Linked DNA regions of Homo sapiens: region 1 is linked to region 2. The links are chromatin loops, found by intact Hi-C in ENCODE. Cell type or tissue: PC-9. All regions are shown on one strand. Each heading gives the region's core, and the rest is flanking DNA. Links, peaks and the distances in the headings are about the cores only.

What was found. Hi-C counts contacts between places; a loop is a spot of excess contacts. Peaks named below come from ENCODE experiments on the same cell type or tissue, not always from the same donor. Only the 100,000 strongest peaks of a DNase experiment are listed, where the experiment ranks them.
Region 1: a loop joins it to region 2, with 2.5 times the contacts of the local background. A loop is called at or near these places in 2 of 110 quality-filtered maps.

The regions. Positions count from the first base shown.
Region 1 is chr11:96,225,018-96,232,971 of GRCh38, forward strand. All of the region lies in intron 1 of MAML2 (mastermind like transcriptional coactivator 2), which reads right to left. Among named protein-coding and RNA genes, the nearest start is that of MIR1260B, 110 kb to the right of the region's middle. In PC-9, for the core only: no CTCF peak of the experiment used is centred there; a DNase peak (open chromatin) is centred at 3,754; H3K27ac peaks cover 2,046 bases.
Region 2 is chr11:96,310,609-96,318,562 of GRCh38, forward strand. The region is part of intron 1 of MAML2 (mastermind like transcriptional coactivator 2); the gene reads right to left. Among named protein-coding and RNA genes, the nearest start is that of MIR1260B, 27 kb to the right of the region's middle. In PC-9, for the core only: no CTCF peak of the experiment used is centred there; DNase peaks (open chromatin) are centred at 3,873 and 4,243; H3K4me3 peaks cover 2,165 bases; H3K27ac peaks cover 2,500 bases.

The DNA.
Region 1 (7,954 bases), core at 2,523-5,022, 86 kb before region 2:
ATGCAATTCATGTAAATACTCTGGGGGAGTTTCAATGTTTAGGTATTTTAGTGTTTTCAAATCTCTACAAATTCTTTGCTATTCCTCTTTTCAGAAAAGGTGAAAACTACCTTCTTCCTGAGTGCAGGTTTGACTCAGTGACCAGCTTCTAAGGAACAAAATAGAGGGGAAGGAAGTATGGTGTGCAACTTTGGAACTAGGTCATAAAAGACCATGCAGCTTAATTTTTGCTTTCTCTCTTTGATCACTTGCTATAGGGAAGCCAGCCACCATGTCAGGAGGACAATTAAACTGCCCTACAGAGAGGCTCACATGATGGTGTCACCTGTCAACAGCCTTTGGAAGCAGATCTTCCATCTCTATTCATGCTTCAGATGATAGCCCCAGCATACAGCTTGACTGCTACCTCAGGAGAGACCTGTACCAGAACCACCCAGCTAAGTTGCTCTCTGATTCCTGACTCTTAGAAAGCATATGTGGTAATAAATGTTAATTAATTTTGAGGTAATTCATTATTCAGAATAATAACCATGGCCAGGCATGGTGGTTCACACCTGTAATCCCAGCACTTTGGGAGGCTGAGGTGGGTGGATCATTTGAGGTCACAAGTTCAAGACCAGCCTGAGCAACATGGTGAAACCCGGTCTCTACTAAAAAATACAAAAATTAGCTGGGCGTGGTGGCGGATACCTGTAGTCCCAGCTACTTGGGAGGCCGAGGCAGGAGACTCACTTGAATCTGGGAGGCGAAGGTTGCAGTGAGCCAAAAATGGGCCACTGTACCCCACCCTGGGTGACAGAGCGAGACACTATCTCAAAAAAAAAAAATTAGATAACCAATACAGATTGTACAGAGATCGTACGAGCATTCTCATTGTAGTTATTCATAGTTTTAAATCTATGATCATTAATGTCCAAGGTAGCAAGGAAATTTGAGCTGGTTATCAAAAATTGTAATCTGGAACCCACCTTTAGTTGATCACCATTCATTCAATTAATTACATATTTAGCAAATACTTATTGTCTCCTATCAGCCAATCACTATGCTACATCTTAGAAATACAAAGACAAATAAGATATGGTGCATGTTTTTAAAGGCTCAATATCCTAGTGTTCCCCACCACAGATAGCATGGGGATTGAATCTGAGGAGGCTTTATTGCCTAAAAAGTTATTTAAGAATGATTTTATGTCACAGGGAAAGAATTTGGGTGGAATTCAAGAAAAGACTCTGGGCCAATTACAGTTTTAGCAGGTAAGGTCCCAAACAATGCCAGACCAGACAAACAGCTTCAGGCTTTGAAACTAAAGACAGTGGTCTCAGGTTGTGTGACAAATAGAATTCTATGCAATGGCCTGTCTGTCTATATAGTCTCTCACACATAAGAGCAATCATTGCCAATAATGCCATCCTCAGGCATGAAGGACAGTGACATTAATGGGAAGAAAAATATTCCATTAGTAAAACATCCCCTAATTAATTCTAATCTGTTCCCTGGAAAAGCTGCTCTAGAGGAAAGATTTTTTTTCTCCACATGCCAAACTGCCAAGCATTACTTTGGAAAATTTTCCATTTAGTTTCAAGGAATATTAAAATGTTTCACTTAGCAAAAATTAGAAATGAATCTATTTCCTAGCTCATATTATATATAAAGATAAGATTTTTACAGACAGTGTCAATTCTTAATTGAGCATATCAGCTAAAAGCAACTAAATTCTATTAGTCTCTGAATTGACATTTATTATTATTCTTATTCTTTACTATAAAAATGCACTTAAGTACCTAAACTGCATGCCATCTTAGAAACTGTGATACAGCAATGACAGATGTAGCCCTTATTCCCCTAAAAACTTTAAATTTGTCAGATAAAATTAGCAGAAAACAAACAAATCAAAACTGCATAAAATAGAATATCTTCACATCAATTCATTAGTGAAACAGTAAAAAATGTTACGTTCAATGGAGGAATATGAAACACAACAAAAGTGACAAACCAGTAGCTACACTATGCCTCAATAAGTATTCACAGAATCAGCAACATGTCAAGCTGTCTCCTACCTCGGGGCCCTTGTACCTGCTAGCCTTTCCCTACCCAGCAAGTTCTCTCTGCTTAGCTATCATGTTAATCCTTCAGATCTGAAAGCATGTGCCCCTTTCTTCGGGAAGTTCTCCTTGACTCCCTAAAATTATATCAAGTTTTCTGACTCTCTAAACTTTCCTTAATATCACTTATTATAGTTCATAGTTTCCTTCTAATAGGTATATACTTACCCTAGTACCTACGCATAATCCTGTAGTGATCCATTCCTTAATATTGCTTTTCATAGTTCACAGTTATACATTTATGTGATTATTTCATAAATAAGTCTCATTCACAGCTATACTGTAAGTTTCATGCCAAGAATGCAGGGAGTGGTTCTCTCATCCTCCTGTTTCAGCCCAGTGCCTGGCACACTGTGGTTGCACAATATATATGTGAATAAATGAATAAATGAGCAGTATAGTATGTGTTCAGAGCATGAGCTCTGAAGTTAAACATATTTCAGTACAAACACCATAATCTCACTATCCAATTATGTGACTTTTGACATAGTTTGCTCCTCTCTGAGATTCATTCAGTTTTCTCATGGGTAAAATGGAAATAATAATAATAGTAGTTTCCTTATATGGTTGTTGTAAGTTTAAATGAGAAAAGGCATACAATGTGTTTTGCTTAACACCTGGCAGAGAACAAGTGTTTATTGTTGTTGCTGCTGTTATTATTTATGTCTCTGTCGCCATCGAATGAAATCATTACAAACTCGGCCAGGTGCAGTGGCTCATGCCCGTAATCCCAGCATTTTGGGAGGCCAAGGCAAGCAGATCGCTTCAGCCCAGAAGTTTGAGACCGGCCTGGCCAACAAAGTGAGACCCCTGTCTCTACAAAAACTACAAAAATAGTGGAGCGTGGTGGTGCACACCTGTAGTCCCAGCCACTCGGGGGGCTGAGGTGGAAGGATCACTTGAACCTGGGAGGCTGAGCCTGGAGTGAGCTGAAACAGTGCCACTGCACTCCAGCCTGGGGGGAGAAAAAGGGAACACTACAAACTCAATTCTCTCATATTTTTTTCTTCTTGTTCAGGAAGGTGGGAGAGAAAGTACTGATTGAGTCTATCTCTGATGAGCTTCTGGACAGCCCAGTCTTGGCCACATCGGGTTTCCAGACATTTTTGCTGCCTGGCTAACTCCCCATGGCATCAGCTAACTTCAATCACTCCCTCCAGCCATCACCAGGCTGGATTCTTGGTTTCCTATTACTATCTAGAGGTAAAGCTCTTTAATTTATCTTGCTTTTCTCCTTCATGCTAGCACCCAGTTCCTAGGATATGACACTGTGTAGAGCTAGGTCAGAAGAGAAATGAAGTCACACTCAAAAATGGTTCCACTTTTCCAACTTCCAAACACTTTCCCCAAGTCAACCATGTACATACACCTTGACTTTCCTCTCAGGATGACTTCCTGCCACAACTAATGGAGTGCCTGGCTAAAAATAAACAAATAAAATAAGAAGATGGCCGCTGTCCACCTTCCATTGGGACATTTTACTTTTGAGAACAAACATTTAGTCACTGAAGCTGAGGAAGTCCTCATTCAAGGACAGGGTTTCCTTGCTCAGTCGGCCAGACCAGACCAGACAAGCCTCATGCGCCTGAAGGTCCTGGCTCCTGGACCCTCACTGTATTTATAAAGTCTTAACAGAGTGACTGTGAATTCCATTGTGGTGATGCTGCCTCCGGCTGGCAGATGGCCATGGTTTCTAGACTTCATAAGCAATTTTGAGGCCTGCAGATATGGGCATTGAGAGCACTAGGCTCTCCTTTACATATCTATGTTCACGCGGTCTCTTGTAAAGTTATCTTTGACATATTTTAAACTTATTAGTTGTTTTCTGAAAATGTGGCTACTTCTAGTTGAACAAAAAAAAAATGCTCCCTAGTCTCTCACCTCCTGAGGCATAGCTTTGTAGAACAATCTATAGAAATAAAGAGCTTTTAGGAAGTTCAGGGTTGAAACAAAGAAAAAGAAAGTTGTTTCTCAGCAGAAAAATGCAACAAAGCCTTTCTTCTTACCAAATAACTTAAGAATGTCTGAACAAAAACATCCCAAACCTGGCTAGTGCCAGAATTTCTCAGATAAGTCAAGAGAGGGGAAAAACACAAATCACACCCCAAACCACCAAGAGATGAATGAATGGCAAAAAGAAAACAATACATAATTTAAAATGTTGTTAAACATTTAAAGAAGTAAATTGTAACCATTTTCTAGAACAGCAATTATACGTAAGAGTGTTTTCTAATTAATTTTCTTCTGAAAACAATTGGTGAGATCCTGCAGAGATTCCCTCTCTTCCCCCAAGGCCTTTCACACCCCTGGAGCCCCAGGAAGCCCTCTGAATCTCCACTCTCTACCTACCTAGAGGATCCCTTACCAGATACTACCTCGTGTGTCATGTTGTAAAGCATTTCTCACAATGTGGCTAGTCTTTCTAACCAGACTGCAAGCATCCTAGATACAGAAATATAATCACATGATCTCCCCAGAAGCTACCATGGTGCCTTGACTACATATCGATTGATTCATTTAAGAATTTCTAAATGTTTTCTTCAAACCAACAGAGAATAAAAATCTGAATGAGTACTTCATTGCATTATACCAGTATAAAAGCAGAACTGGCAATACCATAAATTTGAAATTACTCACATTTTGAGGAAATTGTAGACTCTTTGGGCTGCAGAGAAATATCATTGCTTGGTGCTCACTCTCACATAACATTCTGTCTTGCAAAATACCAGACAGATATCAAAAGCAGGAAGGTGGGTGTGGATATGGAAAACAGAAATCAATTTGCAGTATTTTGGTATCCTAGAACCAGTGAAACTTTTTCTTACACAGAAAAGTACTATGTTTGGTATGCAAATATTATTATTAAACTTAACACCAGTTGTTAAGTTTTCAGAATTGTTATCCTCAATAGGATAAGCTGAAAATTGAAACAGCTTTAAGAAAAAACATTTAACGAAACGTGGGATGTTTAATGAAAAATTTCCCACAATATGACTGTCCCTGGTCCCATTTTTAGAAAGAAAATCCTGAGCTATTTAGAATATGGAATGATGAATATGGATAGACCTGGCTAGTCTAGAATAGTCTAGGATAGAATATGAGTATGATGATGACAACATTTGTGCAAAAATTTTCAGTTTATAAAAATACATCAAAATTCATTAATACCTCTTTCAAAGATTTATATGTTTTGCTCATTCAAATATTTGTATATATCTATATATATTTGTACATCTTGATTCTCAATTTAAATGCATTACTTCACTTACTGCTCTTTTAAGGATTTATACATATTCTTTTTTCAATGATTTATACACAGTGCTTTTTGATGTAGGCAAATGAAGCAGCTGAAATGTTAGAAGAACAAGGTTGTAACTTAACTACTTTATAGCATCCTATATGCAGAGTTGAAGACTAGACATACTAGCTCCCTTTCTTCAAATGGGTAAACGAATACACAGAAATGTTAAATAATTTACTAAAATGTATGTAGGGATGACTGCCTCTTGAGTTTCCTGATTTCCAGGACAGCCCACATCAGATTATGTTGATTCTTTTCTGGCCAGTCTGAGACCTATAGAGTCCCAACGTTCTCTGATTTCATCCATACCTATCTTTGGAAATAGTCCTCAGGAAATGAGGGAACAATACGAAGCCTAATGTGCTGTGATGTGTGTAGAATATATTTGACACTTGTCTCGCTAATTAAAACTCTACTTCTCTACCCAAATAGCGGTGTTGTAAGAGATCATCACACTCACTTCTGCATTTCCTTCCTTATTTAATGTCCTCATGGTCACATGAGATGACTAAATGCTCAGGTCCTGAGCTACATTTCCATGTTTAGTAAATCAGGAAATAGTGAAAGATATGTCTTGTGACATTTTCATTCCAAACTTAGACTAGGCATGAGTATTTAATGACAAGCGAATAGATGTGAATGAGAAAGAGGTCAAGATTTGAATAATCTGGATTGGTATCTAAAATAATTTATAAGAAAAAATCATATATAGGGGGTTTTAATAAATATATTTCTCTCTATATAAAAACTCTCCTGATTCCCACAGGTAAAATTATTTCCTCTTTCGTGTATCACCATCTGTAGCCCTCACAACTCCGAAAACACTTTATTGTACTAGTTTTACACACCTGTCTTTTAAATGTAAAGTCTCTACAGAAAGGAAATGCGTTGTATTGATTTCTGTATTCCTATTAACTTGAATAATACTGAAATACAGTAGATGCTAAATATGCTTGTTTCATAAATGTGGGATAAAATAAATGTTTCTGTAGCCTACGCCATTAAGGATTTTATACTGGAGCTGGGAGATAATCAATCACGTAATATTTAGTGGTACCTACTGTAGGATGTAAAGGAAGACGACAATGAGATGCACCCTGAGGACTTGGGAATGGCAGAAATGAGATTGTTCTACATACAAGAGAGGGATTTTTGTAAAACTCAACTGAAAGAGAATAGGACTTGACTGGAAACTGCCGACTATATTTAAGACCTTATGAAAAACAAATGTATGAGTTGGAAAGAGAGTTGGTCACTCATGGGAACAATGAGAGAGCTGCAGAGTAATCCTCCAAGTAAGCACTTTGCCAGGACAGTAAGCAGTCAAGGAAGCACTGTCCACTATCCAAGCTCATCGTACAGAAGGACACTACCTACCCAGTCTTGTGGGCAGGAATCTCCTTAGGTTAAAAAATATGTCACCAATCTTCTTGTTCTAATCCTTAAACCTGTGATTCACCTGACTAGTCGCTTTTGCCTTGATTCCATGCTCACCAAGAGTTCTGATGCCTCTAACTAAACTCAAAGAGCTCACCTGAAGGTACCTGAGGACGTAGGTGTCTAGTTATGCTAGATAGGGATATTTTATTTTGAAAACTAATAAATTAGAATCAATCTGATGAATCCGAGGAAGATGAGTTTGCCTCTGGCTGATGTAGTAACATGTGGTATCCTGCCATTCACATCACTGTGCTTGTGAGTCTGAGGGGCAAATTTAGATCCCCCCAAGATGATTCCTCCCTATGGGTACTTGTGGTCTTCCCTAAGCATCACGTCTTTGGCTCCTCCATGAGCCACGTGCCTTTTCTTCAAACGGCTGCACAGATTATGTGCGTAACACTATGCTTTAAACCACTAGAGAGTGATCCAAGAGAACATATAATTAAGTGAGAAATTGTTTGGCATAAACTAAAAGTGCTACAGAAATTCCGAGAGAATAAGGATCACTGTGGTGGGCAATTATCCAAGGAGAGCTTCCTAAAGGCCTATGGTGTTAAGAGGGAACTTGATGTCTGGGTAGGATGTGGGTGGGTGGAAAGAAAAGGAAGGCATTTTTTTTTTTTCTTTGAGATGGAATCTCACTCAGTCGCCCAGGCTGGAGTGCAATGGTGCGATCTCGGCTCACTGCAAGCTCCGCCTCCCCGGTTCATGCCATTCTCCTGCCTCAGCCTCCCGAGTAGCTGGGACTACAGGCGCCCGCCACCACGCCCGGCTAATTTTGTTTGTATTTTTAGTAGAGACGGGGTTTCACCGTGTTAGCCAGGACGGTCTCGATCTCCTGACCTCGCGATCCGCCTATCTCAGCCTCCCAAAGTGCTTAGGATTAGAGGCGTGAGCCACCGCGCCCGGCCAAGGAGGGCATTTCTAAGAGGAGAATGTGGGTTCACAGATATGGAGGCCAGAATGCTGGACCGCATTGCTGAAGTATTAGAACCACAAATTGGGCCAACATACTCTCTTACTTCCTTCAAAATGAAACCTGAAAATTGATGAGAAAAGTAAGAAATCAGCCTTCTTATTTAAGCCCTGATCTGTGAGCATGAGTAAAACA
Region 2 (7,954 bases), core at 2,569-5,068:
GGTTGGCAATACTGTGGTGTCAGTAATTTATAACATGCTTTCTCATATATAATAAGAAGCACTGGACTAAAGAGTCTGCTGGTTTGACTCTTCACGCAAGTCAATTCAAATTAAGTCACTGTGCCTCTCTGAGCCTCAGTCTCCCCAGGTGTAAAAAGGGAAAATATGGTCAACTCTTCTGCGTCCAGTGTTGTAAAAATAAAATGAGAAATTTCTTTATAAGCTATAATCTGCTATGTGAATGCATGGGACTCTTCTAAGGCATATTTTACAATATCATTTATGCAAATGTAGGTGAATATGTTAACCATATACCAGAAAAGTGGCAATAAATAGCCCAAGAAATGTGTTCAATGGCTAACATCTAAGGAGTCCCAACTATGTCTAGGCACCAAGCTAAGTACTTTACATGTATCATCTCATTTAACTCTCACAATAGCTCTTTATTAGTTATCACCCCATTTCATACATAAGGACATTGTAACTCAGAGAGGTGAGGGAATTTGTTCAAATGTTCACAAGAAAAGACAGGGCTTAGACTCAAATCTAGGTCCAGATAGCTTTTTACCACTTTATTATGTTTCACTATGTTTACATTGGCTAGGAGTTTGAGAAGTCATGTGAGTCCATTCCTGGCATGCAGCAGAATCATGAAGGGAACAAAAGAAGTGAAAGAGTAGGAAGAAATAGAAGAAGCTGGATAGTCACACTCACTTTAGTTCTTTTGTATAAGCCATTAGGAATCCTTAGATTATCTAAGATATTTCTGCAAAGCATCTTATAAAATCAAATTGTGATTCTGGAATATCTCCAACCTTGAATGTTAATCATTCCTGAAATATGAATGCACAATTCACCACATTCATCCCACGGGAGAAGGCAGCAGTAGTAGCAGAGGGTTGGTGCTACAGATAGCTAGAGATGGCGGTACCTAGATAGGATTCTCATAGCTGAGGCCAGCAAAGACACCTCTTCTTGATTGTCCAAGCTCCAAGCTGAGGTTCGAAACACAGTCTTACATGCAGAAATGGTGCTATAGGAAAACATATGTCCAAGTTATACACAGCTTACTTACAAGCTTTTGGAATCTAACTTTGTTATAATAGGGAGAATACCTCTATGATGGTTAAGTTTCACTGAGAGTTAGGCAATCAAAAGTTGTCTACATTTGCTTTTCTAAATAATTTTTTCAAGATCCTTTTTGTGACTTTGATGAGGAAGGCTTTTTTCCAATGGTGTGTACTATTTGATTCTAAGAGCAAAGATATCCTTCTTTGCCAGTGTAGCATGTAACAATAATAAAGCTATAGCCACTGATAAAGATCTATGTAGCTAGAATGAGCAAACACCGGCCAGGCTTGGTGGCTCACACCTGTAATCCCAGCACTTTGGGAGGCCGAGGCAGGTTCAAAACCAGCCTGGCCAACATGGTGAAACCCTGTCTCTACAAAAACACAAAAATTAACCGGGCATGATAGCAGGGGCCTGTAATCTCAGCTACTTGGGAGACTGAAGTGGGAGAATCATTTGAACCCAGGAGGTGGAGGTTGTAGTGAGCTGAGATTGTGCCACCTGCACTCCAGCCTGGGCGACAGAGCAAGACTCTATCTCAAAAAAAAAAAAAAAAAAAAAAAAAGAATGAGCAAATGCCCTGCCTTTCTCAATCAAGTTTATCATCTCACAAAGGAAAACTCCAAAGCCAAAACAGGCTGTCTCAGGCCAAGTCCTAAAGGGCATTTTCTTCTTTAATCACCCAATGAGAATCCAGATAGGTGGGCTTTTGTGTGTGAGAAGTGATTGTAATTCAACATTAGGGAACTGAAAATATCATTGGATTCATCATTACAATGGATTCATCTGAGTCTGAATGGACAGTAGGAAGCCCCGAGAGCTCATCCCAGGAGATGTACAATGTATGTTTTGAAATTTAGTCACTCTTTAAGTAAGCAAATTTGAACAATAGTTGTTTGACAATATGCTAAACTGAATTTCCCTCTAGGAAGTATGAGGCAGAGCACAGAAAGTAATATTCAGGCTATCCACTATTTTTTTTTATTGTGGTGGAACATTCATTACATAAAATTTACCATTTTAATCATTTGTAAGTGTACAAGTCTGTGGCATTAAGCACATTCACATTGCTGTGCAGCCATCACACCGTCTATCTCCAGGCAGGCCATCGACTTACCTGTTGTGAAAAATAGCTTTAGTTTCTTATCAGGAACTAATTTCAGTTAGTTAGGAACTGTACTGTGACACAGAAATAAATAGCTTAGTTGTATTGGAATCTGAACTAGTCCATCTCTTTATTAAATGTTATGCTAGTTATAGGAAGCAATATGTTCTCTTTCATTGGGAAGACAACTATATTTTCTACTTTCCCCAAAAAGTGCAGTGTTAGCGCCAGACAAAATAATAATCTTTAAGATAGTGAGTACTTGAATGTGCTGGCTACTATGCTAAGTATTTTATGTGCATCAACTCAGTCTCACAACCATCTAATCGTCATTATCCCTCTTGCACATGTGAAGGAAACTGAGGTGCGGAGGTTAAATAGATTGCTAAGATCCCACAATTAGCAAGGGGTAGAGCTGGGGCTCACAACCTGATCTATCTAACTTCTGAGACCAATAGTCTAACTCTAAGAGGTTCACAAATCCCGAGGCATCGGCATCCACCTGAGCAGCTGTTAGAAATGCAAATCCTTCATCCCCATCTCAGAACTGGGGTGGACGCCAAGGTGCAATGTAAGCAGCTCTCCGGGCCATTCTGAGGCTCACTGGAATTTCGGAACCTTTGCTCTAGCCACTGCCTCATTGCATTTCCCTTTTTTCACACTCCTTTCCCACCATGCCAAATCCCACCACTTGTTCTTGGTCACACAGTCTTCATTATTGTTCCCCACCTCGCCCAGCCTCCCCAAAATTGCCCCATTCTTCAAACTGACTTTTTCCTTCCTCTTTATAGCCTGCCTTTCTCCCATTAAAGACTCCTCTTTCCTGTCACTGTTTTCTGCTATAATTTAGTAAAAGAAACAAAAACAAATCCTACTAAGCCAATCCTACAAGGCTTTGGTTTGTTCACTCATCAATAAATATTTACAGAGAACCATATATTTTTAAGGTGTTTTTAGGAAGTGATCTAGTGTTTTGGGATACATTTGTGAATAAAAAGACAAATATACCCATCCTCATGAAGGTCCTCATACTTGATTAAAAATGCAGATATTAGGGTTTTACAGCAGAAATTTGGATTTTTCGACATTTGAAATAAGACCCTAGAATCTGCAGTTTATCAAGCACTCCAGGTGGTTCTGATGCCAGGTGAATCAGGTGATTTAAGTACCCTGATACATCCCGTGAAGTAGCTTGAGTAGGAGCACAGTAATTCATCTGGTGTTTCTGCTTTCTAAATTTGTTTGTCTTCTTCTCCCCATAGGGTCTTTGGGAGAGGGCAGGGATATGAAAAAGGAAAGGAAAAAATTTCAGGCAAACTGAAGTAGCATTTTTCAAGAAAGGGAACTTTCTAAGGTCTCCTAAGGCTAGTTCTGCAGAGAAGATTTTGCTTAACTTGAGCCCTGGGTGATGTGATTTAAAGACAGAAAACCAATACCAAAACGGGACAAGAGTCACAGGTGGCCTCTTGGCCTGTGCCCCCTGAGCTAGGCCAGCCAGCTGCTGTTTATAAACCTGTGGCCTGCTAGGGCCTGCTACAGATGGTCTTTTTGGATTATTTCAAAGACAACACCTTTAACTCTGAGTGGTAGTTTGGAATCATTTTAAGTCCTCTTGATATCCCCTCTTTCCTAGTAAGAACAAGACCAGCTTGTTTAACATTTCCTCATACCACAGATATTTTTCATGAGGCCTCACCCACTCCCAGACAATAACAACATCCTTCCTGTGGGTTGGTGACCAGTGCTGCACGTATCTAAGAGGTATAATAAGCATTTTACACGGTGGCATTGCCACCTCCTTCTCTTTGTTTCAACTCCTTCTGCTAAGATAACCTAAAACACAGGGAAACGGGAAAATAGGCAGCTTAACTTTTTTTCCCCTTTTCCAAGATGCCTCCCAAATTCTAGCCCTGAGTCAACTACTGTTCCATTATTCTGTCTAGAAGATAATATAGACTCATTTTGTACCCAATATAAATGTTTGGCACAGAAACAGCCTTCCTTCAAATGGGTCCAGAGGGGAAGTAGTTATGGGAGTGGCAGGGGCAGGCATGGCTCCATCCCAGCCCCCTGCAATCCAGACTCTAGGCCAGAGGACAGACAAAGTCAGCATTCTGAACGGGAAGCTGGTGTTGCAGCCACCAGTGAGGAATTGTATTCTTACTCCACAATTTAAAAGGCCAAACATTTGTCCTACTCCAAACAACAAAGTGCCAACCCTAGAGGTTCCATTTAGTTACAGTAGGCACTAGAAAGCTTCTGAGATAGATAGTATGAGTTTCCTAATCTGATTTCAACAACCTGGGCTGTTTTCCTTAGTTCTAAAGAGTATATTAAAGAGGAGGTTCTCCATCAGACATATTTTGCCTTCCAGGGGATACTTGACAATGTCTGATCCCAATTCATGGTCCTAATGTAGATGGAAGGTGGGGAATGGTATTGAAAAAATGAGGACAAAACGGTGCCAATGGATAATTTGTGGAAGGACATAGTTGTCCTCTTGTTAACCTTAAAGGCTGGAAATGATAACTCTAAACATTCCCTAAATAATCCATTTTGGTTTCCTGTAAAATATATTTATATTGTATCTAATTTATTTCATACTTATATTTTCATTCAAGCTACTACCTCTTGGGCTGATTTTCCTATATGCTTATCTCCACTTACCGTATAAAGTAGAAGTACATTTTATTTATTCCAATGCTATCTCTTTCACACTTTAAAATTTAAACTAGTCCTAGGATCTTGTTAACAGTTTCCAGACTCCTGTTTTTTTCATAGAGCTTTTTACATTTTTGTGCCTCTGGATTCAAAGGGTTCTAATGGTCTTGGTTTATCTTCATATAGCATTCACTCACCCACTCTGACAGGTCAGAATGACTCAATCTCATCATGCGTGGTACCCAGAAGGCCCAACAGAGAAGAGAGCAATCTAGTTGTCCCTGAGGATACTTGGCTCAAAGCCTCCTACCATCCTCTCTGAGCCAGGCTATGCATCCAGTCCCTGCACAGAGGAGCTGGCTGTGAGGAACTATAGGGAAACCCTGGTCTTGACTACACAAGCTTCAGTTTTACATAATGCAACTTCACAACTAATTTTTTCCCAATGGTCAGATCGGCAGGTAGACTGAAGCCATTAAGGTAGCCAAAAGCACCAGTCAACTGGGATATACAGTTTTTCTATCATGTGGACATAGCCTTGCCATCATTCAGCAATATGTAAGCCTGTGACTTTTCTGAAAAACAGAATGAGGGGATCTCTGGTTCAGTTCCTTGAGTTTCAATCTGGGTAAGTGGGTCACTTGTTGCATACTCTTGTAATATCCTTCCACTTAATATTCTAGAGGGATGGATTTGTTAGGGAAAACAGAAGCACCTATTCCTGCTGTTCCTTTATACCCTATCTTCTGGAATAGAATAAGTCAGGGTACTTGCTTGCCCATTCAAGAAGCAACCAGTATACCCAAGCACTCTGGTGGGTACTGCAGATACACAAATGAAAAAGGCAATAAAATGGAGTTTCTACTCTAAAGGGAGTGATAGACCAGAATGGGAACCAATACATAAATAAACACAGAAAATGCAGGTTGTAACAAATGCTATAAATAAAACAAAGAAGGGGCTAAGATACAGAATAACAGAAGAGTAATCTCTTTAGGAGGGATGTTCAATAAGGCTACCATTCATGTTGAGATCTAAAAATTAAGTGGGAGGCAGCCAGGTGATGAGTTGGAGAAATAACATAATAAAAGGCCCTCTGGGGAGAAAGATCTGGGCTCATTTGGAGAATTAAATGATCCACACACAACTTCTGTGTAGTAAGCAAAGGTGGCTTGAAAAGCGAGGCAGGCAGCAGCATGAGCAGGACCTACAGGCTTGCGTAAGGGGCCTGGATTTTATTCTAAGTGCAACAGGAGGCTACTTAAGAGTTTTAAGCAGGGGTAGGATGTAAACAATTGTATGTTGAAAGGTGTTAACTTTTGTTGCTGTACTCAGTATGGACAATACTAGAAAGAAGATGCCATTGCAGCAGTCGAGGGGAGAGGGGATCCTGAACTGGGCCAAAGTGGTGCCCAGACAGGGGATTCAAGCTATGCTTTGAAGATGGAACTGAGCAAATGATCCAATGGCACATAGAAGAGCAGATAGTTGGACTCCTCCTCTGCTGTTGGGGCCAAGCCCCCTCCCCACTCTGGTGGACACTTTATTTAAGAGTTAAGCACTCAGTGTCTTGGCGCTCATTATCTTGCCAAGCCCTCTGGTTTTACTCGTCCTTCAGCTTCAGGCCTGCATTCCACAGATGTTCCTCGGTGTCCTGTTCCTGCTTGCATTCACTGAAATGGTGCCTGTGGAAGGAGTAAATTGTTCCATCTGGGTCACACATGAAGCCAACAGAGCTTCCACAGAAGGAAAGATGCACCTTTGCAAATCTATACATTGGTGCCTCTCAAGGCACCCAGAAGCCACCTGGAAGCATAGATAGCTTTAAAACGTCTATGCTTCAGTGTCTTCAAAGCTAAAAAATACATTTCATATCCGACCTCCAAAAATGCCTAAAATGCTTAAGCCAAGATGATTTCAAAAACTTCCAAGACTTGAGAGTTTCCTAAAAGCCTGTGTCTCCAAAAGAGCCACACATTTCATTCCCAGTAGAGGCCCGGGAAATTATGAGGGTATGTGAGATGCACAAATTTTCAAATACCAGATGTCTTCAAGAATTATACTGTGCCTCCCTTTACCAAAACATACCAACCTACTGAATTGTTATATTCTTTCTGAGGCTGGAAGTTACTAGTGTCCCTTCCCTCTTACTGCCAGTTTCTCTAATGGTCACTCCAGGAAAGAAAATGACAAGAGGAACTGAAAATAGGGCTGCAGGCTGCCCAGCTTTGGAAAGGCAAGAACTTCTGTGGCAGGGAGCAGCTCCTTGGTCAGTGCTGGGCTAAGAAAAATCAGCTGCTTCCTAGCTCAGGTGCCAAGACTGACAGAAGGAGACAGAAACCCCAGGGCACCTGCGTCTTTCTTCTCCAGGTTCCTTTGCTGACAGATGACTTATTTGCAGAGCATATTCAACAGGAACAGCCTGAGTAGGAAAACATCAGGTGGCTATTGAAAGTGCTTTTACGTATCTAAATGGTAAACTCCTGAGGACAAATCAAGACTTTAACACAAGCTGTGAATCCAGAGTTATTCTTCCCACTCAGTACATATGCAAGTGGCAGTCACAACTGGCAAGTGAGAGTTGCTTTAGAGGTTACTAGGCCTCTTAATATCTTGGATATTTTGGGTTGAACTAGGAGGTCATTTCTGATAGCAACTTTTGGCAATGAGTCAGTACACAGATGTGGTTAGAATAAAGAAAGGGCAGATAAAACTGAGCAGTGTCTATGTACCAGATCCTGTAATAAATGCTTTAGGTCATTTGTTGGTTACATCTCCAAGAAAGGTGCCACTATTATCACCATTTTAGAGATGAGATGACAAAACTGAGGCTCAGATGAGTCAAGCAACATGCCCAAGGTAACACAGGAAGAAGTAAGCAAGAGACTTATGACTAAAATCCGATATGATCGGACCCCAAACCTTATTTCTTAAGTTAATATACTTTACTTCCTCACTTTAGCTATCAAAGACAGAGAAGTGATCATTTAAGAGAGTTAACTAATAGAAGAATGCAATCACTAGAGAGTTTATATTGTTGCTACATTTTTCTAAAAACAAAACAAAACAAAAAAACCCTTATTGTGGCAGATAAAGAAAACAGATACCCCTATTTCC